4 separate regions of the Mus musculus genome follow, and regions 1, 3 and 4 are each linked to region 2. A link is a loop called in an ENCODE intact Hi-C map of the cell type or tissue named here. Cell type or tissue: heart. All regions are shown on one strand. Links, peaks and the distances in the headings refer to the core of each region. The heading gives the core; the rest is flanking DNA. Region 1 holds the start of P2rx1 (purinergic receptor P2X, ligand-gated ion channel, 1). Region 2 overlaps Zzef1 (zinc finger, ZZ-type with EF hand domain 1). Region 3 overlaps Atp2a3 (ATPase, Ca++ transporting, ubiquitous). Region 4 overlaps Camkk1 (calcium/calmodulin-dependent protein kinase kinase 1, alpha).

What was found. A loop is a pair of places that touch in the nucleus more often than their neighbours do. Peaks named below come from ENCODE experiments on the same cell type or tissue, not always from the same donor. Only the 100,000 strongest peaks of a DNase experiment are listed, where the experiment ranks them.
Region 1: a loop joins it to region 2, with 8 times the contacts of the local background. A loop is called at or near these places in 23 of 42 quality-filtered maps.
Region 3: a loop joins it to region 2, with 6 times the contacts of the local background. A loop is called at or near these places in 19 of 42 quality-filtered maps.
Region 4: a loop joins it to region 2, with 4 times the contacts of the local background. A loop is called at or near these places in 12 of 42 quality-filtered maps.

Annotation. Positions count from the first base shown.
Region 1 is chr11:72,997,278-73,004,747 of GRCm38, reverse strand. P2rx1 (purinergic receptor P2X, ligand-gated ion channel, 1) reads right to left here and starts at 5,603. Exons shown (of 12, transcript NM_008771.3): 1 at 5,297-5,603. The coding sequence starts at 5,433. In heart, for the core only: CTCF peaks have their summits at 3,520 (motif pointing right) and 5,713; DNase peaks (open chromatin) are centred at 3,517 and 5,797; H3K27ac peaks cover 403 bases.
Region 2 is chr11:72,922,671-72,930,140 of GRCm38, reverse strand. It overlaps Zzef1 (zinc finger, ZZ-type with EF hand domain 1), which reads right to left. Exons shown (of 55, transcript NM_001045536.2): 54 at 6,960-7,031; 55 at 3,021-5,504. The coding sequence ends at 5,424. Among named protein-coding and RNA genes, the nearest start is that of Gm34704, 14 kb to the left of the region's middle. In heart, for the core only: no CTCF peak of the experiment used is centred there; DNase peaks (open chromatin) are centred at 3,440 and 3,680; H3K27ac peaks cover 733 bases.
Region 3 is chr11:72,979,386-72,986,855 of GRCm38, reverse strand. Atp2a3 (ATPase, Ca++ transporting, ubiquitous) reads right to left here. Exons shown (of 22, transcript NM_016745.3): 13 at 6,511-6,729; 14 at 6,082-6,417; 15 at 4,908-5,128; 16 at 4,030-4,232; 17 at 3,311-3,396. Among named protein-coding and RNA genes, the nearest start is that of P2rx1, 16 kb to the left of the region's middle. In heart, for the core only: a CTCF peak has its summit at 3,361 (motif pointing right); no DNase peak of the experiment used is centred there; H3K27me3 peaks cover 40 bases.
Region 4 is chr11:73,035,153-73,042,622 of GRCm38, reverse strand. It overlaps Camkk1 (calcium/calmodulin-dependent protein kinase kinase 1, alpha), which reads right to left. Exons shown (of 16, transcript NM_018883.3): 11 at 6,096-6,149; 12 at 5,355-5,428; 13 at 4,998-5,085; 14 at 4,646-4,774; 15 at 4,108-4,211; 16 at 550-2,402. The coding sequence ends at 2,330. Among named protein-coding and RNA genes, the nearest start is that of Ncbp3, 9.0 kb to the left of the region's middle. In heart, for the core only: a CTCF peak has its summit at 2,995 (motif pointing right); no DNase peak of the experiment used is centred there.

The DNA.
Region 1 (7,470 bases), core at 830-5,829, 75 kb before region 2:
TCTTTAGGAATCTTCCAGGCCTCCGGTACCATATTGGGACTCCTGAGATATCCAGCTTCATGGACTGATCTGCTACCAGGCTTTCTGCCCCCTCCAGCATGCAGAGAGCTGTAGTTAAACTACCTGGCCCCTATCTATTGTGTAAGTCCATCTAGTGACTCCTCTTCTATGCCACACATACATTCTGTCAGTGTTGTTCCTATAGAGGACCTTTCCCAGTGCAGATCTGAATACTGAGGAATGGGGCCATTGCTTAGATACGGCTGACCATGTACAGCTTAGGCCTTTGAAACTGGTCTGTGGAAGGAGCTGTGGGCTACAGAAGCCCTTGGATGCTGTAATCAGAGCTTAATAGGCCATTCTGGTGAGAATATAGAGGATAAGAATGCTAAGAGAAATACAGCCCGTGGGGACCAAGATCATGAGGTCTCACAGGGAAATACAAGCTCATTTGGGAACTAGGCCATCTGGGTCATTTCTGTTATACGCTGGCAAAGAACCTAACTTCATTCTGTCTCTGTCCTGAGAACTTGGAGGAGGCTTAATGTAAAAGCAATAAGCTAATTTTTTTTTTTGAAGAGGAAGTTGACTTTGTTGTTTGGACCATTTGAAACAAAGTTTCAAACATCCCTGCTTGGCCTTAAACTCTCTGTGTAGCTGAAGATGACCTTGAACTCCTGCCTCTACCTGCACACAGGGATGCAAATCCACCTACGTTTATGTGTCCTGGGGATGGACTCCAGGGCTTCGTGGTGCATGCTATGCAGATACTATCTCAGCTGAGCTACATCCCCAGTGAGGAAGGTTTAACTTAGCTGGGGATGCCCACCCTGAATGTGAGCAGCACCATGCTGTGAGCCGAATACGAAGGGGAAAGCAAGCCGGCATTCTCATTGCTTCCTGACTGAGGGCCGGGGAGACTGGCCATCCCAGTTCCTGCCACCACAGTCAGAGCTACCGCCACCATGCCTTCACCATCATGATAGACTGGATCCTCAAACCATGAGTCAAACCCCTTCTGCCTTCGGCTGCTCCTGTCAGGTGCTTTGTCTCAGCTACCAAAGAGGCAATCAATATACCTGGGACCCACATCCACCTTCCACACCAGACATCTCATAGGCATCTCTGATGCAATGGGACTGTTTGGAAAACAGCTCTCTGGAGTTCCTCAAATTTTTAAATATGGGATTTCACTTGACCTGTATACCTTACAGAAAAAAATAAATCCACTAAAGTACTAGTCTACAAATACTCAGGGCAGCATTGCTTATGGGAGTCAAAAAGTATAAACAGCCTAAAACGTCCAACCACAGATACTCTAATAAATAAGATGTGGCGAATCAACACAGGGAATATTATTTAGCCATAAAAAGCATTGGGTTATTGGTTTATGTCACAACCAACACAGCAGGAAAAAGAAGCCAGATACAAAAAGGCACATGGCATGTGGTTCTATTTATAGGAAATACCCAGAATAGGCAAGCAGTGAGGAGAAGGGGTGTGTGTGTGTGTGTGTGTGTGTGTGTGTGTGTGTGCGATTTTTTTTTTTTTTTTTTTTGGTTTTTCGAGACAGGGTTTCTCTGTGTAACCCTGGCTGTCTTGGAACTCACTTTGTACTTTGTAGACCAGGCTGGCCTCCAACTCAGAAATTCGCCTGCCTTTGCCTCCCAAGTGCTGAGATTAAAGGCATGCACCACCACCGCCTGGCATGTATGATTTTTTGAATGATAGAAATGTAATTAGAAGTGGTAATTATACAACCTTGTGAATAATAAGGACAACATGCTTGTGAGGTTTTGCTTGATTTGAGACAGTATCATCCTGTATTCCAAACTGGCTTGGAACTCACCATGTAGTCCAGGCTAACCTTGAATTCATGAATGTATGAATTCATGATATTCTGGGTACTGAGTGCTAGGATTAGAGGTAAATACCACCATGCCTGATTGGGTCAGAATTGTGGTGTGTGTGTGCGTGCGTGTGTGTGTGTTTATGAAAATTAAAGAAAAACTCAGTGGTTGGGAAGTGCGATTAGTATGCTCAAGACCCTGGGTTTAATTCCTAACAACAAATAAATGAAAGATAAGTTAATTAAGAGAGGGGACTGGAGAGATGGCTCAGCAGTTAAGAGCACTGACTGCTCTTCCAGAAGACCCAGGTTCAATTCCCAGCACCCACATGAAAGCTCACAACTACTCCAAGATCTGTCACAGACAAACATGCAGGCAAAACACTGATAAACATAAAATAAAAATAATTCCTTTCAGGGTTTGGAGAGATGGTTCAGTGGTTAAGATTACTGATTGTTCTTCCAAAGGTCCTGAGTTCAATTCCCAGCAACCACATGGTGGCTCACAAACATCTGTAATGGGATCTGATGCCTTCTTATGGTGTGTCTGAAGTCAGTGACAGTGTACTCATATACATAAAATAAACTAATCTTTAAAAAATAATGATTACTTTCTTAAAAAAGTTAATTAAAAGGGTGGATATTATTTGAAGTCAGTCTCATGCAAGTTCCAGTCACCAAACAAAACATTCAACCAGAGCCAGACATGGTAGCTCACACATGTATTCTTAGCACTTGGGTTGCAGAGACAGAGGCAGATATCTGTGAGTTTGAAGCCAGAACGAAGTGAGTTCCAGAAGAGCCAGGGCTATGTAGAGAGACCTTGTCTCAAAAATCAAACAAACACAAAATCCAGCTGTCCCCCAACCCCCCACCCCTTGACTGGGTCTCACTGTGTAACCCTGGCTGCCTTAGAGTCTTACAACTCACTATGTAGATCAAGCTTGCCTCAAGCTCACAGAGATCCACCTACTTCTAACTAGCTAGGGTTAAACTCGTACTTCCATACCTGGCCAGTCTAGCCCACTTAAACCCACCTAACGAAGTTTTTACCCTGTGTCCCCTCTGCTTTCCAGCAGGAACGGCTAGACCAGTCTGTCTCATAGCCCAATCCCTCCAACTGGAGCATTTCACCTGTGACATCACCTTAACCCAGGCCAGCAGAGTCTCCATCTTCCAGGGCTTCTTCCCCACTTGCCTTGAATGTACAGGAAGAACATGACCAATAGAGTCCAAAGCCTTAACTTTCCTCCTCTGAGCCTGTTCCAGATCTTGGCATCTCAGCCTCTTGTCTGTTGTCTGCCTGCCTGCCTGCCTGCCTGCCTGCCTGCCTGCCTGCCTGCCTGCCTGCCTAAGTCTAAGGCCACTTTCATCAGAACTGTGTTCCAATGCTTGACTTTGTGTCCCTCTCCACCTCCATGCTGCCCGTCCCCAATGTGGGCTTCACCTTGTCTGGTGCCCAGAGACTGACTCTCTCGTCCCCCCCACCCCCGACTTCCCTGCAGCCCCCACAGGACCAGACAAACATCTAGGAAAGAGGAGGATCCTTATAGCGAAGCCCTTTCCCTTCACAAGGAAAGGTCCTCTCCAACCGCTGTCCTATGTAACAGTGGAGCAAGGCTCAGGAGTTTAACCTGCAGGAGTCATTGTAGCATCTGGCAGTGGCCAGATGAGGGCGACAGAGACAGTAGGTGCCATTGCTGGAGCTAGTAAGCGCCCTAGTTAGTGGGCAGAGAAGCCTGGGTTTGGGGACCTGAAGACCTTGCCTTTGGCTCTGCTGTGTGAACTGGGAATTTTAGCAAGACTAGTTGCATCCCTCACCTCTGATACCCCCACCCTCACACCAACAAGAAACATTTGAAACATTTGAAAATGATAGACCATTTCAGGCCAGAAGAAAGGAAAGAGGGATGGGGTAAGGTTCCTGTCACAGGAGGTATAGATCAGGGCTAAGGGGCAGTAGGGACAGTAGACTATCCCTTTTGTTCTGTCCCTGTGACAGTCAGACACTGCTCCTAGCCACAGTTCTGAAAATAAAGTAGAGAGCCCCTGGGGCCTGAGTAGGGACAACCATTTTGATCTCCCCAAGTGAGAAACAGGCTGGGCTTGAGTAGTGACTTCTCCTTCCTGAGGAACTAGCAAATAATTAATGGTGGACGTTTACGCCCCTCTTGTGCTCAGCAGGAGGCTACTGGTACCCATCAGAAAGTTTCCTGGAAACTTTGTAGGGAGTGGGAAATGAGGAGACAGAGCAAAGGTTCAGGGTTGATTTGCCTAGTGACCTAGAAATTCCAGGGCTCCTCTATGGGCCTTAGTCTTCCTCTTAAGCTTGACCAACTTGATTTGTGACCAAGACATAGCCTGAAATGCAGCTGAAGGATCCTGGCTTTGGCTGCACCTGACTAGCTCTGAATCTTAGGGCATCAGTGAGCAGAAGAAAGGCTACTCTAGGAACTAGATACTCCCAAGAGGCTAGTACCACATGAGTAACTCTTTGGGCTCTTAGTCCCAGTCCCCCCAAATGGGGATTTGCAGAGCCCTCAGAACCACACAACACAGGCAGGCAGGGGTACTGGGCGTTCTCAGGCTCCCATTAGGACCCAACCCTTTTACTGATCTCATAGCCTCTAGAGGCTCTTTTTAGTGTGACTGTAAGTAAGCATGATGCTCCTGACATGTGACACTTCTGGTACCCAGCTACCTCAGACCCAGGGCAGACAGAGACACAGCTGTAAGCTTGCGTAGCCAACCAGGTATATAAAACCACCGGTACATGGCTAAATATATAGGACATGGGCAGTCATAGAATACCATGTTAGCCCACACAACACACATGCAAACACAAGATCCTGCCTGGCCTGCTAGCCTTTGCATGGTTCCCAGGCTAGCCAGATAGCTGAAGGAGACCTGTGCTGCTCTGACCCTGTGCCAGGGAAGGAGATGTCACACTTGGGAATGGAGACTACTTCCTGCTCTGTGTCTCCATCAAGATGCTAAGTGTTCAGAATCCAATTGTCTTTTAGTCCCCCAGGGACCTGGATTTCCCAGGTTGTCCTTTGTTCTGACTGGAGAGACGGGAACAGAGCCTATGTTCTGGCGAGTAAAATGAGGCATTGCTTTGTTTCAGTTGCATGAGGAAAGTTGGAGGTGAAAAGGGCTCTTGCAGGGCGTGCCACTCACTCACTAGAAGGGGCCTTTTACAATGTCCTCAGGACCCACAATGGTGTTGCCCCTTGGTCACCATGCACCCAGAGTAGCGTGTCCTATCCTGCATTGGTGTCTCCATCTTGACAGTAGGTTAACAGGGCCTATTCCTTCTTAAGGCATGGAGGCTCACCAGGAGAGCTTTCCAGTGCTTGGAGAGATGAAGGGTACCCCAGAGCTCTGAGGATTGGCACATGTAGAAGACTGGTGCCCAAAGGTGTTGGGAGGGGGACTTAGACTCACCCAATGACGTAGACCAGAACCACCAACTGGATCAGACGGAAAATGACTCCCACCTTCTTGTTTCGTACCAGCACCATCCGGGGAGTGTCATACTCAAAGAAGAAGGCTGACAGCTCATCCTGCAGCCGCCGAGCCATGGTGGGCCAGAAGGGGCTCAGAGACAAGCCCCCCGCACGGCCTCTGTGGTCAAGGGCAGGCTAGCATCTGTGTCTACAGAGAGAGCAGTGGAGTGGCTGGAGGCTTCCCAGCCCCTTAAGAACAGAGCAGGCCAAGTGGGGCCAGAGTTGGAGGTTCGTTGGTGGGATCTGGGTTAGGAGGGAAAAACCCAGGGTGATCAGAGCAGCTTTTGACTGCTGGCAGGCAGTGGAGTACCGGCCAGTGGTGCCCCGTGAAATAAATTCCCAAAGATAGACAGAGGCGGAGCCAGTGAGGCCACCCAGGCCCAGCCCCACTACCCCTCAAGGCTCCGCCTGGGCCCTGCTGGGCCTCCGGAAACAGGAGCTGCTCTCCGGAAACCACCATGGCCACCAGCCACAGGGCCAGAGATAAAGCTACTGGCTACCCCCACTCCAGGAACCTGACAGGACAGAACTGAAGGGTCTCGCCAGGACAATCCCTCAACACTCTACCTCCATCCCCACCCCCACAGTCTCAGAGTAGACAGTTCAGTCCTGGGGACCTGCAGGAAGATGAACAGAACTGATGTCAAGTCCTGTAGCCTAGAGCTACCCTTGGACACTCCCTCTTCGTCAGTCCCTTCAAGTCCAAGCTTGGTCTATACCCATTAACTTCAGCCTCAGGCTGGCATCTCTATCTGCAACCTTGCTCTCCCTCTGTCTGACCTGCTTGACTGTACTCCTGACACCACTCCCATCCCATCCTTACCACCAGAACAGACAGGGAGGTAGACATCTAGACGAGACTAGGGTCACCTATCCCTAGGGAGTTCTGAGACCCAGCTTGGAAAGCCTGATATTAGGCAGTTGTGTCACTTGTTGAGGGCTTGGGGGCATTGTCTGGCTTTTCTAAGTCTGCTTCTTGTAAAGTGGGACAACATAACACTTTCCCCAGAGTGAAGAAGCCCTTGGGGGACGGTCCCAGAAACCTCCAGGACAGAGAACTAAAATACACTGTTGAATTAGGGTTCAGGTCCAATACAACCCTTGCCTTCCTCAATAGTAAAGCAGACCCTGAGCATAGGGTCCCAAGAACCTGATCAGGCTGGCTCACACTGTGCACCTAGGGTCAGAGGGAAGCATTCTCACCCTGGCCTACTAGAAGAACCAGCCTGAAGCACAGGTCTCCTTGGTAACCTTCACTGCTCTGCACCCCCGGCCAAGCCGACCCACGCTGAGTGCTGATAAGGAATCTTCTTCCTCATGAGCTACTAACAGGGAGCGAATGGCCCCTGGGCCTGGCACCGAACCCTTATGCAAACTGGGCTGCTTTCTGCATGTCCCCTCCCAGCACCCAGGACCAGCCCCAACCTCTTGAATAGAAAACACACACACACACACACACACACACACACACACACACTGACATTCCAGTAGGAACTCTCTCAACTGTCTGACGCCACTGAGCCAGGGTGGTGGGAACCACATCCTTCGCTTTTTTTTTCCTAAGGAGTCAGAGCTTCAGCAGGCTCTGTGACCTTACCCTGACCCCAAACAAAAGGGCATGTCCCTCTCCCAGCTGACTTCACGTGCAGCTGTTACAGCAGTAGGCCCAGAAATGAATTGTGTGTGATAGGAATGGGTGGGTGCTAAGACTGAGCCATCTCTGTGCCCGCCCCGACGATGCTTACGCCATATTCTAGAGAGGGACCTGCTCCAATTGAGGGAGAAGAGAAAGGATGGAGAGAAGAAAGGAAAAGGAAGGCAGTCATTGTCCAGTATGTTGCTTCATGCCACAGCCGCCCTCTCCCATACTCCTCTTCTTCTTCCCCCACTTCACCTCCTCCCTTCCTTTCTCTTTCTTTCTCCTTTTCTTCTTTCTCCCTATCCTCTTTCCTTTTATGTTTCCTCTTCCTCCTCCTGCTCTTTCCTCTTCTTCCCCCACTCACTCCATCCCCAAGAAGCCAGGTTTATAGCTTGTTAGATACACCCTCAGGCCTGTGTCTGGGCATCAGCCCTGTTCTCAGTCAGCATGGCAGAGAGGGCCACCTGAAGGTA
Region 2 (7,470 bases), core at 1,079-6,078:
GTGTTCCAGGATGAGAATTTCTATCAGCAGCCGAGGGATGAACTAGGTTCTGAGAGTGCCTGAGCTGCAGTTCAGGAAGCTGAGGATGCTGGGACTAAGGACGTCCGCCGAGGAAAGCTGCAAGCAATAGGTAGAGCCAGCCCAAGAGAGGCCATACATGCTAAAGCCAGCAAGGCCATAGTGATGACCCTTTGGGGCCAGAGGTACAGGATTAAATGTCTGCCAGACTGGGGTTCAGTCTTTTACTGTTCCTTTCAGCATGTCTACACCCGCCCCTCTTCCTTCTGGAATGGGAACATTTAAACCATGTTACTGGATATTGTAAATATGTAACTTGATTTTTCAATTTTGTAGGGGCTCACAACTAAGAGTTTGTCTTTGAAGATGCTTTAGACTTGGGTTTTTGAGTCACACTGGAATGGTTGAGACTTTGGAGAGTCTTAAGAGAAGTATTGAAGACATTTTGCGTGCGAAGATGGGCATGAGTCTTTGGTAGCTAAGGACATCTGAACGTCAGGAATGGCTTGCGTATGAACTGTCCTCCATAGGCTTGGTTCCCAACTGTTTTGAGGATGAGGCGGGACCATTAGGAGGCAAGGCTGAGCTGAAGAAAGTAAATGAATCTGGGCGTGGAGGCCCAGGTTTTGGTTCCTGGTGCCCACATGATGGCTAACAGCCAGTTCTAGGGGATCTGATACCCCTTTCTGGCGTATCTGAGCACTGCATGCGTGTGGTACACATGTGCATGCAGGCAGGCACATAAAATAATTTTTTTTTTTAAAGTCTAGAAAGGTGGAGTTGAAAAGAATCGTTACCAAGTGAAGAGATGAAAAGTTCCCAGGAGAAAAAGCTTCTAAAGTCCACTAGTACAGAATAGCAGTGGCTGGCAGCTATTTCAAGACAGCTTGTATAGACCTTTTTTTTGAGGAGGTGCTAGCTTATGAGAGCCAAGCACATGCTCTACTCCTGAGCTCTGCTCCCTACAGAGGTTTCTGAATGTTCACAATGAGTGGTAAGTGGGACCTGGATGGGCAGGACTGCAATGACTTTCACTATTTGGGAGTCTGAGGCAGGAGGTTTGCAAGCCCAAGGCCATCCTGGAGAACTTAGGCCTTAAAAGAAAAAAAAATACAGAAAGCCCAGTGATCAGGTTATTGTTTAGTATGTGGGGCGCCCTAGGTTAAATCTGTAATACTGTAAACAAGACAACATATGAACATTACATTATACCTGATTAAAATGCACAATAGTATGTTAACCTTAAAAATTAAATTTAAAATGTAAAAGGAATTTTAGTCAGCTGACTCTTCTCACTTCTGCTGTGAATTTCTGTCCTAATAACAGTGTCGCCACCATACTTTAGGGTGTCTCACCTGGTGTAGTGGCTGAGCAGCTGTGTTGACAGGACTCACAGTGGCTACGTGGGGATTTCCCAGACATGGCATCTGCCCAGTTGTCATGGATACAGGTTGCTCAGCAGTTCTGAGATAGCAGCCCATAAGGACATGAGTCTTCCAAGTAGCTTTTTAAACATGAAGGCAAATTGTGGTTGACAGCTTAGGGAAGCCTCCCATGAAGGGGCACAGAGAGAGGCTCTTCAGAGGGAGCAGGCACTGCCACCTTGAGAGCAAACATCCTGGAAGATTAGGAGAGGCGAGGAGAGACAGACAAACTGACTGTCCACCTTCAGGCCATAGAGTTTCTCTTTCCCCAGAGTCAGATGCAACCCTTAGCTTTCCCGGTTTTATAGGCTGGTGAATTCTCCTTTTCAATTTAATTAGTTTGGGGCCAGCAGCACAGCTTGGCAGGTAAAGGCCCTCACTGCCAAGCCTACTGACCTGAGTGTACTGCCCGGGACCCTGGTGAGAGAGAAGAGATTCTTTTAGGTTGCTCTGCGACCTCCACAGATTGTGTGGATTAGATGCATATGCATACAAACAAATTCAGTTTGGAGTTTAACTTAAATATGGAGAAAGCGCACTGAATTCTGGAACCGTGCCTTCAAAGTGAGTCTCAATTCCTTTTGAGCTGAGGGAAGGTACAATAGCCAAGAATCCCTAAGAAAGAATTTGCTAATGGCTGCCATTTGCTTGACTGGACCTTGTCAGTGGCCTTGTTACTGCAGGAAGTGTTTATACATTTTCTTCTCATACATTGCTGATATTTTAAAAATTATATCTCTATCTAGTATGTCTCTGTATGTGGGTGTTAGAAGACAACTTTTAAGACTCTATTCACTTCTTTCTGGGTTCAAATTCAGGTTATCAGGCTGGACTGCAAGCCTCTTCACCCACTGAGCCATCTCAGTGGCCCTTAAACTCTTGAAGGCTTGAGACACTTTAGTAGTGGATATATATATATATATATATATATACATATATATTCCTATTTAATAGGACTATGTCGATAGTTCTTCCTGGAACAGTTTTGTAAGTTTAAACTGTTGCCTAAATTTGGGTCAGAAAATTTATTTTCATCACTACTTCATAAATATTTTGCTGTTATTAATCATAATGTAAATATCTGCTATGCAGGATATCTGTTGTACGACCCCTGTGAAAGGATCATTTGACCTCCAAAGGGGTCGTGACAGGCTGAGAACACTGCCCTAGAGCCTCCTAGCAGGTATCAGTGGCTTGCTACCCTGACCTCAAGAGGAGATGGGAAAGGAAGCATCCATATGAGAGTACTAGGATGGCACCCAAGGAAGGCACCACCCGAGGATGGATCCCCTGGTTGACCACAATGAAGGGCAAGGCTCACAGTTCTGTCAACAAAGGTTGGGCCCTGAAGGGTCTTCTGGACTTCTTCCCATAAGCAGGCAGTGATGAGGTTCTGTAAATCCCATTTGTTTGGCCAGGCATACACTTCAAAATATATTTCATAAGAGAAACTGAAGGGCCAGACATGAGAGACATGGGCAAGGGACTGTGGGTTTGAGGCCAGCCTGGGGGATATGGCAAGGTCTTTCCACAGGGGAAAGGGGGCAGGGAAGGAAAGAGAAAAGGGAGAAATCCACACAGAGTTGTACTTTTTTATATAGAATTTTTACAATATATTTCTCTTCATTTGCATATCTTATCCACAACTTAAAACATTCCTTTTACAGGCTGAACTCACTCAGCTGATATAATCAAAATTCTTTCACTCAACCAAATAAGAAAAATTCAAAATCGTAAACCCGTAAGAAAACAAATTAAAAACGATGATGAAAATAAGTCACTCCTCTCATTAGAACAGTGTCTGTACAATATATCTGATTTGGAACAGAATTCTTTATAGATTAGGCACATGTTTCCACGACCCCTTATGCCTGCCAGTTTTGTCTCCGTCCAGGCAGTCTTGCCTCCTAAGAGTCAAGGGGATATTGGCCTTGATGGAAATCCTTTGGGACCTCCTGCCCCGGCTGGGGTCAGGAGACATTGGCCTGGCTCAGCAGTGCCACCCAGTGGCCTAGAGAAGCAGAGGCAGTGGGCTGCAGGTGGCCAGGTCAGGAGGGACCCTGTCCGGTCAGAGAGCAGCTGTGGTGTGTGAAGAAGGGCAAACTTAAGCTCATTCTATGCAAACTGAAGCACGTAGAGAAAACAGCAAGCAGTGAGTGGAGAGGAGCTATGGAGTCCAGCGTTTATTTACAGTTGCTCTTCCCGATGGGAGGGTGGGAGGAGAGCTGGGGCCACTGTCCCAAGGGAGGTCTCCAGCCTTGCCCTGCCCTGTCCACCTGCTCTCTCTGCTCAGTCTGAGGTGTGGAGGAGTGTGAGTGTGCCATCTCCTCCCCCATCTTCTAACTGCTGTGTGGTCTGAGCCACCGCGAGTGAAGCCTCTTCACCATGCACTTGTTCTGACTCTCATCCGAGACCTACTTGGAGGGAATGGCGTGCAACGGGAGACTTCTCTGGGGTTTAGGCCGCTTGCAAAGCGTAGGTGCTTTGGCAAAGAGCAAAAGGTGAGAAAGAGGTTCCTCTGGGCCAGCAGACACCATGTCCAATACCATGGGACCTGGACCAAGTTCCCTCTGATGTCAGGGTGGTGGACCATAGGTCACTCCATTTGTTTCTGCTTTTATAACCCATCCCCTCCCATTCTGTGGCCACTTTTCCTGTGTGCTGGGGTTCATCAGATAACCTAATTCTATGACTGGGCAGGAAGTGGTGCCAGAAGGCATAGCACCTTTGCACAAGATGCTCCCACACCTGCAGGTTCAGGTTCTGCCAATGCAGTCCTTTGCCAACTCCCAGAAGAGTCTTCAGAGGCCAAAGGGGCAAGCTTGGTCACAGCAAAAGCCAGCCAAATGTGGCCCTGGCTCTTAGGAGCCTTTTTTTTTTTTTTTTTTATTTGCATTCTGCCTGTGAGGTGGGATATGCCTCTGGCCAGATGCCTGCCCTTCAACAGCAGGTGCCTCAGGATTCTTCCTGAAAGTCCACGGCCTGCTGCTGACCCAGCATCCTACTCTGTGGCTCTGGGGAAAAAGGTCATCAGCACACAGGGCAATGCTAAAACCATAGAAGGAAATACGCAAAAGCTTCACTAAAACTAACGTAGTTATTGCTAGGCAGGGGATGGCCAAACAACCAGGCAGGAGGTTCAAGGTCGTAGGCTGCTGATCACCATGACCTTGGAGCAGAAGTATAATCAGGTGTGTCCTGACTCCTGAACAAAGGCTCCTCTGAGGGCACTGCCTGCACTGCAGGTGCTGGAGAGCCCCTCCATTTCTGTCACTTCCACACATGCCAGTTTGCCCCTAGGCATTCCCTAGGGGACCTCTCAGGGAGTCGATGTGGTTCTCTTCTAAAACCATGAGGGGAAATGAAAACTAAAACAATGAAGGAACAAAGATGTGTGCGGGGAGCTGCTGCACAGTGACAAGCAAAGCCTGCCAGCTGCTCCCAGGGACACCTGCTCTCACTGTGAGTTGGCCAGCTAAGCTGTGGCAAGAAGATTGCTTGGGAACTGGAGGTGGCTGGGAGGTGCTCATGTTGGTTATGGGCTGGTGTCCCAACTGGGCCACTGCTGCTGCAAGCTGCAAGTCTTACTGCAAAGGTAGCTCTGGGTGGATGGTGCCTTCTCCTGATGGCAAGCCTAGGCAGCTCCCACTCAGTGGAGACAGAATCCTTTCAGAGACGGCTTCCAGGTCTTCAGTGCTGTGACTCCCCTGGAGGAGACTGGCCTCTAGTCTCTATTCTCTGAATAACTTTCCCAAGGCCTCTTGATGCTCTTTCTGAGCCACTCTACACTGCTGTGCCTTTTTGGACATGTGGCGCCTGCAGTGGGCCTTTTTGATGAGGCGGCTGCTTGGCCAGATGGGAGCAGGGGGTGGGCTCAAAGAGAGCTGGGTGCAGAGGCTTCAGGGGTTTCCTGAGCAAGGTTGGAGGTCTGCTATAAACCCCTGTAGACAAATGATCAAGTCCATGCATATCACACTGAGGCTAACACTCAACATTCCAGAGGCGGGTGGCCTTGTTTGGGTAGTTGATGGCCAGGCTGATAGCAGCAATGTTCTGCAGAGCCTATGGAGGGAAAGAGCAGTTATCAATATCAAGAGCCACTGACTTCCTCATCCTTGAGTCTAAGTTCCTCAGCTGGAGGGTGATAAGGTGAGCCAGAGGTAGTCCCCCTTACCCAGTGGCTCACAAGTAGAATGAGAAAGAAAACAAAACCAAAGCCCACAGGAAAACCCTGGGTAAGTAATAAAACAACCATGGCCATGGTGTGGTAGCAGTCTAGTTGCTGAAGCAGGGGTCTGGGAAAGCCATAGAAAGGAACAGAAGGGGAGCACAAAGGTTCACACAAGAGGTGAACAGCTAGTGCTAGAGAAGTACCCATGGGGAGCTCAGAACACTGCGGGGAAAGCAGCTGTCCCAGAAGGACATGGCTAGAAGGCAGAACTTCAGGGAAGAGACTGGCAAGCTGTGGGGAGGGCCACAGGGGAAGGGGGATGAGATATGCATGGGCAAGCATGAGGGCCAGTCAAGCCCATGGAGAGAAAGCTGGTGCTCACCACACATCAAAATCTCTTATAGCACATCAAGAAAGCAAGGGCCGTAGTAGCCAGTGCAGCTGGCTGCTAAGAGACCTCAGCAGCCCCACCTGCTCTTTCCCCTGCTTTAGTAGGGGAGCCCCAGTTCCGAGCAAAACACTTCTAACCTTCCACATAGAGCCTTCCTTGAAGGATTAGGCTCTGGGAAGAGTCCCAGGTGGATGCCTAGCTGAGAAACGTTCTATGAGCGCTGGAGATCCCCCAGCTGTCTGTCTGCTATAGTAGAGCACAACACTTCTTTCTCCAGGATGAGTACAGGGCAGATGAGTACAAGAGTCCAGCTTTTGTTGACCCAGACATTAAAGAAGTCTGCAAAAATGGAGCCAGGGCCGCCATCCTCAATATTATTTTGTTTTGAAGAGATTTTTCCCAAAACACATTAACATGAAATGTGTTTACTGTCTTAAAGATTGAATTGATACATAAATGTTTAATTACTGTTCTAATTTAGACACTTAAGTCTAACCTCTAATGATGCACACTGATGTATACAGGGTTTCTTGGGTCCTCTATCATTTAGAAGCACAGCTGTCAGAAGAGGAGTTTTCTAGCCAGGGAAGCAAAGTACATCCAAAAAAATCCAAAAATATCTAGAATCTAAATCTGTGGAAACTTCCAAGATCGGCCAATGAGTAGTTAAGTGAAGGCACTGGCTGTTTTGGTTTCAGAGACCAGATTCTTGCTAGTGTCTTCTGACCCCACAGTTTAATATGAGTGACAGTGATAAATGAGGCTCCCTGCTCTTTCTGAGAGCAGGAGGAAGTGACTGAACAGCAGCTGAGCTCCATGTAAACTCTGGCAGGGTCTGGACCTGTCATGCAACTCTAAGTCACAGCCCCACCCCCAGTTCCGGCAAGTGAGGGGGTGTTATCTGTCACAGGAACATGACCCACAGGCTAACTCTTGGAAGACAGGGAGGAGGTACCTGTGCTGCACATCGGAGAAGGTGGTCCTCGGTGGTTAAGGCCAGCAGGTACTCCTGAAGCAGGCCAAGCTCCTGTAAAGACAGCATGGGCTCCTTGAATGCTGGAAGGTAGGAGGGCTGAACACAGACACCCACAGGCAGACAGGAGCCTCCAGGGGGTAAGCAAGCTCACTTCGAGGCACCTGTGACACCACACACTCTACAGCCATGAAGGAACCTATCTAGAAGGCCCAGGGACTTGGTTCCAGGGCTATCCCTGATGCCCACAGGGTGATCAGGCAGGGTATGGTAGTCATGTCTTCCTGAGGAAGACAGGCAAAGGACTTGTGAAAGGCCCTTTCATGTGGCAATTCAATGAGTCTATTGTGCCTAGAAGAAAGAGGAGGAGGAAGAACATATCTGTTTGATTTTCCAGAAGTCCCAGTCTAAGGCAGTCCCTAGACCCCTTTGGCTATAGGCCAGACAAAATAAGCAATATAAGTTGATCTGAGGTTCTCTCCTCCTGGGGCTG
Region 3 (7,470 bases), core at 1,151-6,150, 57 kb before region 2:
GAGGGAATCTGTAGACCAGGTTGGCCTGTGAGTACAACCGTCTTGATTATGCTGATCAGTGTGGGACCCCCAGCCTGATACCAGGCAATAGCATTTCCTGGACCTGGGTACTAGGCCATATAAAAACAGAGAGCAAACACCTCCAGCTCAGTAGCGTGCACCTCACTTTTCTCTTTAATGGTGAAATTAGATCTATACCAGAGATCTGGGTACTGTTGTTGGTTTTGATTTTTAAATGATTTATTTTTATTTTATGTGCACTGATATATGCATGTCTGTATGAAGGTGTCAGATCTCCTGGAACTGGAATTACAGGCAGTGATGAGCTGCTGGGAATTGAACCTGGGTTCTCTGTAAGAGCAGCCAGTGCTCTTAACCACTGAGTTATCTCTATAGCTCTGGTTTGGACACACACACACACACACACACTTTTATATGTGTAGGTGTTTTGCTTGCATGTATGTCTGTGTACCACGTGAGTGTCTTTGTCTGGTACCCTCAGAGGTTATCAGATCCCCCTGGACCTGGAGTTGCAGGCTGTTGTGAGCTGTTACACATTTGCTGAGGATCTAGGCCAGGTCCTCTATAAGAGCAGCCAGTGTTTTTAACTGCTGAGCTATCTCTCCAGCCCGCTTTTGATTTGTTTGAGACAGGTCTCACTATATATCTCTGGCTGGCCTGGAACTTGCTAAGTAGACCAGACTAGTCTCAAACTCACAGAAATCCACCTGCCTCTACCTCCTAGGTGCTGGGATTAAGGTCCTAGTTGGCATAATTATTTTAAAATAAATTTCCTTGTGATTTACTATTAACAAGTAATTGATTTGTATATGTATTTTTATAGCTATACGCTTGGGAACATATACAAATTTCTTTCCTTTTTTTTTTTTGCTTTTTGAGACAGGGTTTCTCTGTGTAGTCCTGGCTGTCCTGGAATTCACTTTGTAGACCAGGCTGGCCTCGAACTCAGAAATCCACCTGCCTCTGCCTCCCAAGTACTGGGATTAAAGGCGAGCTCCACCACGCCCAGCCATATACAAATTTCTTGGATAAGAAGGGGTTTCAAGTAAAAAAAGTTTAAGAAGTCATGAACCAGGAGGCTGGAGGAATACCCTGGTCGTTAGGAGCACTGGCTGCTCTTCCAGAGGCCCTAGATTTGATTCCTAGCACCCACATGGAAGCTTATAACTTTAACTACAATTCCAGGAATCTGACACCCTCTTCTGGCCTTTGCAGGCACCAGGGACACATGATATACAGACATACAAACAAGTAAAACACTCTCCACACACGAACTTAAAAACAAACAAACAAAATCTTTTTAAAAAGTCATGAATCAGAGTGTTCCCTTTTGGGAGTAACCCCAAAGATCCCTTTCTTGAAATCTGACAACTTAAGGCTGGAAAGATGGCAGAGACAGGCAGGCCTCTGGGGCACACTGACCGCCTGCTTAGGTATATCTATGAATCTATGAGTTCCAGGTTCAGTGACAGACTCTGTCTCAAGAAAATTAGGTTGAGAGTAATCAAGGAAGACACCTAATGTCATGTACCCACATAGACAAATAAAACACGGTGTGCCTAAACTCCCCACTGAAAAACTTGCCACCCTGAATAGGAGTCTCAACTTCCTCAGGCCATCAGACTTCCTCAGACTGCCAGTTTTTTGTAGAGACCCTCTGACTAGCACTTCCACACTCAGTTATTTGTGGCCAAGCCACAGTGAGTGGTGTTTGATGGACATTTCCCAACCAAGTGGCTGAATGAGAAAAGGAAGACCCTAAGGACTGCTGAGAAGAAAATATCCCATCAGGCTAACTGGGGACTTAAGGAGATGTCTAATGTGACTCTTAGGTGTCAGCTTCAATGACCAGGCAGACAGTGGATCTGAGAGGAGATGGAAGAGAGATCATTGTGGGGAGACTGGGTTTTCACAGGCCTGTGAGAATCTCAGAGGAAGGAAACGGCATTTATAGGGTTGGATCTCAGAAGAGAGAAAGGCGATCCCTAGAGATTTGGGATCCACGTTCTAAAGCAGCAAAGATCTACACAGATCCTTGTTCTCAACCCATGGGCTGCTGTGACGCCCCTGGGAGGCATCCAATGACCCTTTTATAAGGGTCACCTAAGACCATCTGTACATCAGATATTTATATTCCAATTCATAACCGTAGTGAAGTTACAGTTATGAAGTAGAAATGAAAGTAGTTTTATGATTGGGGGTTACCACAATGTAAGGAGCTGTATTAAAGGGTCACAGTGGGCTGGAGAGATGGCTCAGTGGTTAAGAGCACTGACTGTTCTTCCAGAAGTTCTGAGTTCAAATCCCAGCAACCACATGGTGGCTCACAGCCATCTGTAATGAGATCTGATGCCCTCTTCTGGTGTGTCAGAAAACAGCTACAGTGTACTCACATACATAAAATAAGTAAATAATTCTGTAAAACGTGGGTAGGGGGGCGGCAGCCATAGCATTTAGGAAGGTTGAGCACTCCTGATCTAAAGAAAGGTGAAGACAATGATGTGTGGAGGCACAGCCCAAAGCTACCGTGGGAGCCAGAGATGCTGGAATGATCAAGGATGGAGTGATCCCTGACTGAGGTAAGAGAGAAAATAGCCTTTGAAGGAGGCAGGGCTATGCTCTGTACCATGGTGGATGGACTCATGGGCTTGAGGGCTGCTGGGTGCCAGAGCCAGAACATGGCTCTGGGGCTGCATCCTCTCCAATAATGTAGGTAGCATGCTCTAAGGAAAGCAACACTCCCTTAGCAATCCCTGTACATTGTTCTGTAATGTCTGCTTCAATCAAGCAAAGGGCCAGAAGGACAGACAGTAGCTGAGAGGGGTCTAGCTGGTTTCCAGAGTTGAACTGAGCTAAGGCTGCTCCACACTGTGCTGTGTGGTTGTAGGTTCCTGCCAGTCACGAGATTCTAGAGGTCAGTGGGTCCCATCTGAGAAATACTATGTGGGTGATTCAACTGTCTTCCTTCAATCTCTTCAGTTTGACCCTCAGCCCGAAGTCCCACCATTTCAGGGCTCACACCTCTGGGCCCTCAATGTTTCAGGGTTCTGAGGTAAAGGTAAGATACCTAGTACCCCTTAAATGATTGTCAGAGAATAATATTTCCTTGAGCTGGGGGCTGTGCTGGCCCTGTGGCCTTCCAGGGCCAAGCAAGCTACTTGGAGGATGGTGTTCACACCTGGAGATGGGAAAGGAGAGCTGCAGGCCAGTTTCGGAGGCTGAGTCTCTCTCTGGAACTCCCTCGACCTCATAATCCAGAGCCCCACCTGTCTGGTCTCTACTTGCTCACCAGCTGATAGAAGGTGACTTGAGGTCCCTCGGTGTCATACAGGAACCACCAGGTGGCGGCAGCCACTGTAGCCAGGCCTACATACACTGTGGGCAGGGGAAGAGGGGACGCTGTAGTAGGCAGGTGAGGTTCTTAGCTATGCATGCCCCTTTCCCAATCATCCCCTCCCTAAGCCATGGTATGCTAACATCTATCCTGTGCCAATGGTAGGCCCTCAGTAGTAACCTGGCAGGCCATACTCTTAGGCATAGTGACTGATCCAATATGTACTAATAAAAACAGGTCTGTGACTGTTATAAAAATTAACCCAACGTCTCCCAGGGCTCAGGAGATGACTCAGTGGACACAACTGAAGATCCAAGCTTGGGTTCCCATCACACATGTAAAAGGCTAGATGTGACTATGTGTGCTGTAACCCCAGGACTGTGGGTTTGTAGGGATACCAACAGGAGGATCACTGGAGCTTGTTGGCCAGTCAGCCTAACCCTCCCCCAGCCCCCACCCTCCAAAAAGGGCAAGCTCCAGGTTAGTGAGAGACCTTATCTGAAGGAGAAAAGGTAGAAGCTGATAGACCAGACCACGGCCCAGATCCAGCCATAGGCTGTGCCTAGTCTTTTCAGTCACGTGAGCCCACAGAGTCTATTAGCAGATGTTGGCTGAGTTGCATTATCTGCAGCCTGCAAACCTAGGATGCCCCTGAAGGCTGGAGCCCCGCTCACCTCCAATAGCCAAATAGCGGAAAAAAAGCCAGCCACTGATGAGGGCCTCACGGGGATTCCGAGGCGGCTTCTCCATGATATCCAGATCTGGTGGGTTGAAGCCAAGGGCTGTGGCCGGTAAGCCATCTGTTACCAGGTTCACCCAGAGCAGCTGCACAGGGATCAGAGCTTCGGGCAGGCCCAGAATTGCTGTGAGGAAGATGCTAAAACCAGAGTCACGGGCTCTAGCCCAGGCAGGCCAGCTACCACTAGAGGGTCCAGCTCCAGGTCTTACCCGAGGCTGAAGGAGGGGCCCTCCTCAGCTTCCTCTGCAGCCCAAGAGTGAGGGACATGAGGATAACAGGACTACCAAGGACAGGTGGGTGTATGCACACATACCACATGCCCAAGTATCAGAGATGTGCAAACACCCAACACCTGTCACACATAAACACAAGCAATCACCCATGTGCTGGCCCAAAAGTGCGAAGATGCAGAATCCACATGCATTGAGTACATGTGAATTCACACATCCAACAGGCATCTCTCCCATGCAAACAGAAATGTGAACATAAGCACACTCTGTTATACATCCTGTTTGTGTTTATATTCAACAGTGCATGAGAGCACACACACATTCCTAAGCATAGACCTCTCACCTGAACACACTATACATACACACACATATCAGTGCATGCATACATGTAGACACCCTGTTGCCCTGTGGTGAAGTTGCTTCTCCAGTCTTATGGGTCTCAACGGAAGAAGCTATGAAGAGGAAGACCATGGCTTGGGGGGGGGGGGTTGTAGAGGATGCTGGATTGTACCACAGGGGTGGCCCCCTCAGGGACAGAGCTGGTTGGTACAGGGGCTTGGGAGGAGGGAGCACGGAGCCTCACCAGACAACCTCGCCAACATTGGAGGAGATGAGGTAGCGGATGAACTGCTTCATGTTGTTGTAGATGGCCCTGCCCTCTTCTACTGCAGCCACAATGGAGGCAAAGTTGTCATCGGACAGCACCATCTCTGCTGCTGACTTGGCCACAGCAGTGCCTGAGCCCATGGCGATGCCGATCTCTGCCTTCTTCAGGGCTGGTGCATCATTCACCCCATCGCCAGTCTGTGGGCCGGGCCAGGTAGGACACACCTGAGAGACTTGCCTACGTCCTCTTACCCCAAGCAATCCTAGTGTTAGGGGATGTCCCCAAGGTCTCAGACACAGGGACAGAGGAAATGTGGTGGGATCAAATGAGCTTTGAGAGTAAGCCTGTAGTCCCAGCCACTCATAAAACAGGGGCAGGACAATCACAAGTTCAAGATCAGCTTGAAGCCTGTATTGAAATGAAAATGGAGAGAGAGAGAGAGAGAGAGAGAGAGAGAGAGAGAAGAGAGAGAGGATGATCTTATAAATTGGTTTGACAATGAGATTAATGTAGGCTAGGGTGAATGGACAAGATCAATCCTAGGTCTACAGATGATGATGAGGCAGGGGTAGGGATGAGGTGGACCAACTCTGAGGACAGGTGTGAGACTCAGGTTCGATATGGAGTCGATCATGAGACTGAGATTGTGGGGAAAGCTGAAGTCAATCCAGAGACGAGGTAATGGTTATGGCCCAAACTAAGGGCTAGCTTTCTCAGATACATATGGGAGTCAAGGTGAAGGACAAGTTCTAGACAGAACTCAGGCTGAAGGTAAAATCACAAATTAAAATAGAGGTTGGAGTCAAGGTCACTGTCCTTATGATCAGTGACATCATCATCAAGTTTGGAAGCCAGATTGGAGACCAGGTCAAGATTGACGTCAGCATAAAGAACTGAACAGTACAGGGGAATCAGAGTCAGTGTCTGTGATCAGTTCTGGACCAGGTCAACATTCAAACACATGTCAGGATTAAGCTTAATGTAAACAATAAGAGGCTCAAAGGGCTGGGGGGTCACCTCAATGGTAAAGCACGTGATTAACAAAAACATTTGAAGATCAAGGTCAGTGTAGAGTCAAGGTTGACAGCAAGACTAGGTTACAGCTGTAATCAAATTAAGCATCTCCCAGGCTCTGCCCCCGTAGCCTCACCATGGCAGTGATCTCATTAAAGGACTGTAGGTTCTCCACGATTCGAGACTTATGTGCGGGTTCCACTCGGGCAAAGCACCGGGCAGTGCGACAAGCCTGGCGCTGCTGCTCTGGGCTGAGGTCATCAAACTCACGGCCCGTGTAGGCCTTGCCCAACACATCCTCCGTGTCCCCAAAGATGCCAAGTCGGCGGCAGATGGCCACAGCTGTCCCTTTGTTGTCCCCTGTGATCATGACCACTCGAATGCCAGCCCGGGAACAGCGTGTGATACAAGCAGCCACCTCTGGTCTCGGTGGGTCTAACATGCCCACGCAGCCCACGAAGGTCAGGTCTGTCTGTGGGGAGGAGGCAGAGGCAAGCACAACCTGAGTCTATCCTTGCCCTCTTGTGTGCCCAGCCACTGCAGGAACCCGGCTCTCAGCACCCACCTCGTACTGTACAAACCGGCTGCAGTCATCTAGATGCATGTCCTCCTTCCTTGGGGGTGTGTCCCTGGTGGCCAAGGCTAAGCAGCGCAGTGTGTCAGAGCCTGAGCCCCAGTCCCGGATCTTGGCCAGGATATGCTCTCTGGAAGTGGTGCTCAGGGGTGCTGTTCGGCTGCCCACTCGGACTGAGCTACAGCGCTCAATTACACTCTCAGGAGCTCCCTGCAGAGGGAAGGAAAGGAGTCAACTCTACACAGCCAGGTCCCTGGCCTTCCTTGCCACTCCATAGAGAAAACTGCAAGCCACTACGGACAGATGAAGGCCGACAAAGAGAGCACACGGAAGGGAAGAACCAACCATTCTTTGTAAGTTCAAAGGGGGAACCTGGTGCACCTCACTGTGAGAAAAGCAGCCGGGCAGGCAAGGTCACAGCCGACCACCAGTGGTCTCCCGTCTCTACCAGCCCACAAATGAGAAGGCTTGCTACAACATTTGCATGTCTGGGTGGGATCAGCATCTCTCATGGGAACCTGTGTCTCCTCCCTGCTTGCCTGGTAACAATGGGATTCTCATTCTGTGCAGCAGGGAGGCATGTTAAGTGCCACTTGAAAGAGGACATGCAGTGTGGCAGGTGTGACCCTGGCAAGGTAGCTTTGGTGGAGGGGTGACTGATTCCTCAGTTTCATCAGGGGCTCACCTTGGACCTCACCTGGGTCTAGGATTGCTTTCTGGCTAACCCATCAGTGACATCTTCCTATCCTGTAGCCTAAAAACCCAGGGGCTACCTTCTCGGAATGGCCAGGGTTCCCAGGATAGAAGTTCTGTCCTTTTACAGGGACTAACACCTTCACTTTAGGACCAAGCTAGGGATGGGATCCTTCTGTCAGGTTTGAAAGTGGCTCTGGAAGGCTGGGTTGAGACCTGCTCCTTCCCCTGCTTAGGTCTCGGCTTCCCAAGAGTAGC
Region 4 (7,470 bases), core at 912-5,911, 110 kb before region 2:
CTTCCCGAACCCCTATGAAACAGGAAATGTAGGGGCTGGACAGATGGCTCAGTGGTTAAGAGCACTCACTGCTCTTCCAGAGGTCCTGAGTTCAATTCCCAGCAACCACATGGTTGTTCACAACCATCTGTAATGGGATACAATGCCCTCTTCTGATGTGTCTGAAGAAAGCAACAGTGTACTCACATACATGAAATAAATATTTTTTTTTTGTTTTCTTTTTTTCTTTGTTTGTTTTTTGTTTTTCGAGACAGGGTTTCTCTGTGTAGCCTTGGCTGTCCTGGGACTCACTCTGTAGACCAGGCTGGCCTCGAACTCAGAAATCTGCCTGCCTCTGTCTCCCAAAGGAAATGTGTCCTGTGGTTCTCAAGCACCCAGTTCTCCGCAAAGCTGCACAGGCGACAGGAGTCCTTAGCCTCATGAACCCACCTTCCACCTCTCCCCACCTCTCACTACCCTACCATGCTGTTCCGGTGCCTTCCAGAAAATTGAGCCAAGTCAACTGTGACAAGAAAGAAACATGTCTGGATGCAGAAGACATACAAAGACTTTTTTTTTTAAACTCAACAAAGGGCTTTTTATTGTTTGTAATTCACTTCCTAAGAAGTTAAGTTTTATAAACACTCTTATGGAGTTTGTTCACTTGTGCTACAATCACAACCAAAGCCAACCAAAGCTCTCAGCAACAGGCAACAGTGAGCATGACTTCCTGGCTCCACTGGGGTCAATGAGGCCAGCCACCCAACTGACAGCTTCTCCCATGTGGGTCCCATCCACGAAGCTCCCTGACTCCTTGTTATTTACTGGTTGGTATTTAGCTTGCCTCCCAGTCACTCTATAAAAGTATTCTTAGAGATAGGATTAGATGGTTTGTTTTCAAGCCCTGGGTTCCATTGGCTGCCTTAGTGCAGAGGAATTGGGTTGAAATGGGAGCCCTTTGACAGTGGGCTACCTGCTGCTCCTAGGCATAAGTTGATGTAGAAACTATATTACAGATGCATGTGCCAGTATGAGACATGCAAGTGTGCTGTATACAGCAGATGGGCACGCACACGCATGTGCACATGAAGGAGCAATGTACACCCATGGGCACAGAGATACAGTGGGAACCAGTGCTCCTACCCGGCCTCTTTTCTAGTCCAGCCTTCCTGCATTCTGAAACCCAAGTGGGCAGCCAGGATCTCTTCCGGGAGGCTTTCAGAGAGGGCTACCTGAGTCCTGCTCATCTCCCTTTGGGGACCAATCCCTATGAGCATTATTCGTAAACATTAGAATAGCCAGATGACCACAGAATCCAGAGAGCTGACATCTGTTCTGGAAGGGCATTGTCCATGGGTGTCCCAATTGTGTGCAGCTCTGACCTGTGTGGCTGACCGTCTGATGCCCTTAACTGAAGCAACTGGCAGAAGGGCCACCTGCCTCCCACCCGGGCAGTTTATCCTTCATCATAGGCATGTGGTGAGTAAGCCAGCGTCGGCTCAGAGCCTGGATCCCAGTTACTTCCACATCTGCGGGGCCACAGTTCTGAGAGTCATGACCCTCCTTGTCACTGCTGGTATTCTGTACCCTTCATTCCGGAGATCCATAAGACAGGAAGGGAGGCTGACAGGCAAAGTACACTGCTCTGGGCTCTGGCCTATGCTCTGAGCTGCATCCACTTCAGCCCTTTCTCCGGCAAGTGCAGAGTATAAAACACAGTCCATGAATGTCAAGTCCAGATGACTGCCAAACAGTGTGCCAGGGACTACCTGAAGCCAGAGGAAGATGCTCCCCACGACAGCTGCTCCCACCCCAGCCCTCAGGTAAAAGACAATGAAAGAGGAATCTGGATTCTCCAAGGTGAGTCTGCTCCCAGGCACGTGCCATTATCCGTAGCATCCACGCTAGAGATCTGAGTACGCCAGCACTCAGCACCTTCCACACAGAGGTGAGGCAATCGCCCTCCTTGTGTGCACCAGCTGGGCGGGCCACCAATCCCTATGGGCGTTCTCTAAGAAGCAGCCCACCAGGTCTCTACCTGCCATTTTGATCTCTTGCCTTCTCCCCTGGGCCTCACCAGCCAGTCAGGTAGGGTTTCTAATATTCCCTGCAAGATGATTCAGAACAGAGAGGACCAACTGGGACCCCCAAGCCCCAGATGACACACATTCCAATCCTGTCCCTGGATGTGCCTGTGCGCAGGTCATGCAGCACAATGGGTGAGGGGGGCCAGGAGAGGGGCTGCGGTCCCCAGCCCCCTGCCTGCAGGGGCGACTATTGCATGAGGGCGGTGGGCCTCTGGAGGTGCGGAATGAGCATGCTGCCGACGGCCCTGGGCACATGCAGGGACTCAGGACGCAGCCTCATCCTCCTGGACTCCGGGAAGCTCTGGGCTTTTGCACCCTTCTCCGCATCCTTCTTTCCTGTTAGGAAACACCAGGGGCAGGGAGATCCCAGGAGTCAGAGTGTGTATGCAGGGGATTCTCATATACATTCACATATGGTTGACCATCCTACAGCCTTTCAGATCCCCAATCCACACTAGCCTCCCTAGGATCTGTCCCATCTTCGCAGTCCTTCTTGCTACTTCCCCTGGACCCAGCCTCAACCCACAACCCTTCTGTGGCCTCTCAGGAATCTCTAACCATCTGATCCAAAAGACTTTCTGGTATCCCAGGAATACTGCCCAGGTCAAAGGTCTTCCATATTGACCCCAGTGGGTAGAAGGCTTCCGTTGTATATTTCCTTTAACTTCCCCACAGGGCCGAGTTACCATCAGTCTTGGAATTCCACCATTCAACAGATCCCTGAATCTGATTACCCATCCCCGATCTCAACCTTTGTTTTAAAAATATCCAATCAAAGGATCAATTTGAACTGGACTAACAATATCATAAAATGTTACAAATGGAGTCTACCAAGTGTCCCAAGGCCCTCGATGAGGTTAAAGTGTACCGGATTCTTGTTTTTGTTCAGTTTCAGGGAACAAACTGGAACTGTTCTTAACTAGAGGCCACTTCATTGTACCACCAGGGGGCTCCAGGACACAAGCACTGAGCTGGAGTGGTCCCGTTTCCTGCACAGCCATGATGTCAGACTGTTGTGCCTACATAATCATCAACAGCATCCTTTTCACTCTCAGATCCGTCCTAGTTCATTTATCAAATCCTCCATGATCCACTGCAGCACCAGGGCCCTGATACCAATTACCTCAGAGAGGAAGGAGGAAACGTGCAGACATCCCCCAGGTCTACCTCACTGCGTGGCCACTCCTTGTAAGGGCAGGCCTGCACTACGTCCATGCTCATCTCCCTGGGAAAGTGCCTTTACCACAGGGCAAGCCAAATGTTCAGCCCTTCTCCCTGAGCTCCCTCACAGCCAGAGAGGTACCCATCTGCGGTAGGATCACGATATTCTGGTTCACAACACCTCACAGTTCTCAGTTGGAACACATCTCAGTTCACAGATCCCTCTGAAGGTCTGTACACAAACTCTAATGGAAGGTGAATTTTACTGCAGCAGAAAAACTGGAAGCCAGAATCAATGTTCAGAGAACTGCTTTTCTGATCTCTCCCAAGGAGGTGAACTCATACATGTGGTTCAAAGTAGGGACCCCTTAGCAAATGGGTTCCTGTCCTCCAGCCTTGCCACCTAGCTGGTCCACATGGACTCGATCGATGAACAAAGTGCTGGCTATGGATAACATGAGGCACTCAGGAGGGCATCACATGTCCAGCTTGGGGCCAGGGCAAGTGGTCAGAAGGGCCCATTTCTCCACGGACACCAGCCTTCAATAAAGAGCAGACTTGACTCTGTCTGTAGATTTTGACTGCCAAGGGCTAAGGGAAGCGAACATTAGAAGCCAGAGAGTTGGGCTGGACCCAGCAGGAGAGCATGAGCAAAGCAGACTTCCAGAAAGAAAATATGTCCCAGGGAGAGCTGAGTTAAGTCTTCATCTCTTACAGTGTGTGCATGGAGGACATTGGGCCTAGACAAGGATGCAAATGGGGCCCTGCTCTGAAACTTGGATATGTCCCTAGGCTCTGGTGACAGCTCCAGACTAATATAAGTTGGGGACATATCTCAGTGCCATGCCTCAGCCCACAGGCCTCAGCCCACTGTACTTACATCAGTAAGCTTCCTGGTGCAGACATGGATCTTTCTTCCCTGCGTGCTTGGGGCTCGAATGGGTTTCCAAAGGAACGCTTTCTCAGCATAGACTTGACCAGGATCTGGGGAGGAGAGGTCAATGTGGGGCATAGGCCTGGTCAGCCAGTCCCAGCCTAAGCAGGTAAGTTCATGGGGTAGGGTGTGGTCTAACTGACAGGTGGAGTTCTTGAGCCAAGTCTCCAGGCTTTTCACTGTCACTAGACACCAGTGTGGTACCTCAGGTAGAGCAGCAGTTCACAGAATGTAGGCAAGAAAGGAACTGCTTCTTCCTGCCATGGCCCTCCCCAAACCTCAGGTCTCTCCATCGGGTTGAATAAGGTGACCTTATTCCAAAAGTCCATAGACTCCAATGGAGTGGGGACTTCCATGGCCCCTGAACTGTGGCTGACTGACCTGATGCCCCACTGTTCCTTCAAATGCCAAGAACAGAGCAAGTCCCAAGCAGTGGCCACACCCTTCTTAGGCGAGAGAGTCCCATCATCCCTCACCCTCTTACCACAGTGGTCCAGCTGGGGATGAGCCTGACTGAGTTCTTCACCTCTTCCTCGGTCACCTCCACCACACTGCAGTGCTCCTCCTCTGAAGGGAGGGGCTCCTCTCCATGCTTGGTCACCCAAGGGTGTAACTGTAGAGCCCAGAAGATAGAGAAGGGCCAGGGTCATCAACAAGAGTCATAACCCAGGTTAGACATCAACCAGCTAAGGTCCCCAAGTATCCCGAGCATTGACCTTGAAGGAGTCCTCAACCCAGAAATGCCAAACCCAACCCCCCCACACACACATCCCAGGGTAGGTCCGTCTTGAAGGGGACACAGACCTTGGCCCTGGACAAGGCCTCTCATCTCCCACCTTGATATCTGACACCCCAATTCTTGTCTCAGGATTCTTGTCTAGCATCCTCAGGATCAGGTCTTTGAGGTCCTCGCTGACCTCTGGCCTAGGCAGAGAAAAGGACAGGGACCAGGATGCCACCATGAACGAGGGAGGGTCCTTTTCTCACTTTCCTGGGACCAAGAATAATCCCAATCACACTCCTCAGATGGACGGACAGAAGGCCTCCCATCTGCTCTGGACCCTCCAGAGGATCAGTTTCCCCTTTCTAACTCTGAAGGCTGAGATGGGACCCTCACAGGGCAAATGCTCTGCTAAAGTTCAGAAGTAGGGGGCGGGGCCTCCATGATCCGCCCCCCTCCATGGACAACTCACTCCTCAGGGAACACCACGGCCTCATTCTTGATCTTACGGTGCAGGGTCAGGATGTAGTCATCAATGAACGGGCACTGTGGGAAGAAGAGACAGACAGGATGTAGGCCTTGATCCACACTGTAGGGGGCCAGGGGTGCGAGGCAGTTTATGCCCCACCCCCAACCCAGCAGATGGGAAAGGCCCCATCTAACTTGTTCAGGACACACAGCAAGGGCTCAGCAAATGTAACTGAGCAGATGAGTCACTGCAGAACTATGCTGGCTGCACCTGCCACCAGCAATAAAGCTGCCTGCAGCAAGGCCTTCCTCTCCCAGGCCCTGGCGTCTGGGGACATGTTCACTGAGATACCGCCTGCCTCCTTAAATGTGCTCACCAGAGCCAAAGCACCCGTGGGATCTTGATCATGTCAGGGTTAGAGGTCGGCAAGACCCAACGTTGTGAAGAAATGTTGCATGGATGAAAGAATGAATGACATCTAGAGAGGACGGGGCTCACTCTGGAGGAGAGGAGGCAATACCACTGTCACCTCCTCTTGGATATGTGCTGTCCCAGGGCAACAAATCAATCCCTCCCAGAGGGGAGAAAGAGAAACAAAAGGCCTCTCTTCCCTCAGACTTCTTGGCCCAGGTGGGCTTTTCAAAAGCCATTCTGTCTAGGGACACAAAAAAGGTTCTGCATCTGTCGCCCACTCCTGGCTCCTTGAATCCAGTCACACAGTTTTGCAGGGTCCCCAGGACTCACCTTCCCATAGACAAAGCAATATAGCGTGACCCCAGTGGCCCATACATCCAAGGCCTAGAAAGAAACAAGCTGTGTCAGTAAGTATGACGACCCCCACTCCTACCTCACCCATCTTTATTAGGCTGTGGAAGAGCCCTCCAGGGACACTCCTTTCCCAGGCAGGTGTCAATCAACAAACGCTCCCCGAGGCTTGACCTACGCTGGGCCCTGCGCTAGGCACAGGGGAGATGCCAAGGATGACCAGAATAGAGCTGTGACATTCCTGGGATTGTGGGCTTTCTAGGGACAGGCCCAGAACAGACACTGTTTCTAACGCAGCAGGTTTCAAGCCTCCTTTCATCCATGAGGTCATCTGCTGCCTCCATGACACAGATGGACTTCCAAAATAGCAGTATGTGCTGAACTCATGCGCAATAAGTAGCTCTGGGTTCAGGAGAGCCTCACCTCAGTTACTGTGCAACTGCTTCCAATGCCAGAGGCAACCCCTGTCCCTCCTATCCCCCTATCTCCTACAGCTCCTCTCAGGCCCGGGTGGGACTCTCCATAGGATCCTCATGTGTGCAACCCCTGACACAGATCACCACCACCACCACCACCACCACCATCATCCATCCCATCCATCCATCCATCCATCCATCCATCCATCTATCCATCTATTCACCCATCTTTCCAGGGAACACAAGGCAAGTGCAAACTGGTGTGTCCTGAGACATCAGTCTGCTTTCCAATCATTAAAGTCAGAATGACAAAGAGAGGGCATGAAGCTGGAGGCCGGGGAAAACACGGGATAATGTGTTTGTAAACCAACACTTGGGATGTAGCTACTGGAGAATCACTAGTTCAGGGTCATTCTCAGCTACAGAGCAAGTTCTAGAGCAGCATGGGATATGTGATGCCCTGTGCTCACCCCTCACCCCAGAAAAAGGGTGGAGGGAGAAATGCCTCCAGATCAGAGGACTCTAAGGAAATGTGACAGGTGACCCTGATGGATCTCCAGGATTACAAAAGAAAGAAAAGGAGAAAGAAGAAGAAAACAGGCAAGCTGAGAACATGAATACTACTTCATAACAACTTACATGTGTGCAACACACTATAGGACAGTCCTATCAGTGACAAGTTCCTGACCTTGGTCACTAGACTGAGATTATATAAGAGGATTCCCTTGCTCTTAGGAAAGTCACTAAAGCACATACTGATAAGCAGACATATTGTCTCAAAATAAACTTCTGAACGATTCAGAAAAATGTAATAGGAATATTCAGAAACACAAAGACAATGAAAGAGCGAATGTGGCAAAGCTGATGAGTGAGGGTAAAGGGCTAGAGAGATGGCTCAGTGGCTAAGAGCATTGGCTGCTCTTCCAGAGGACGTGGGT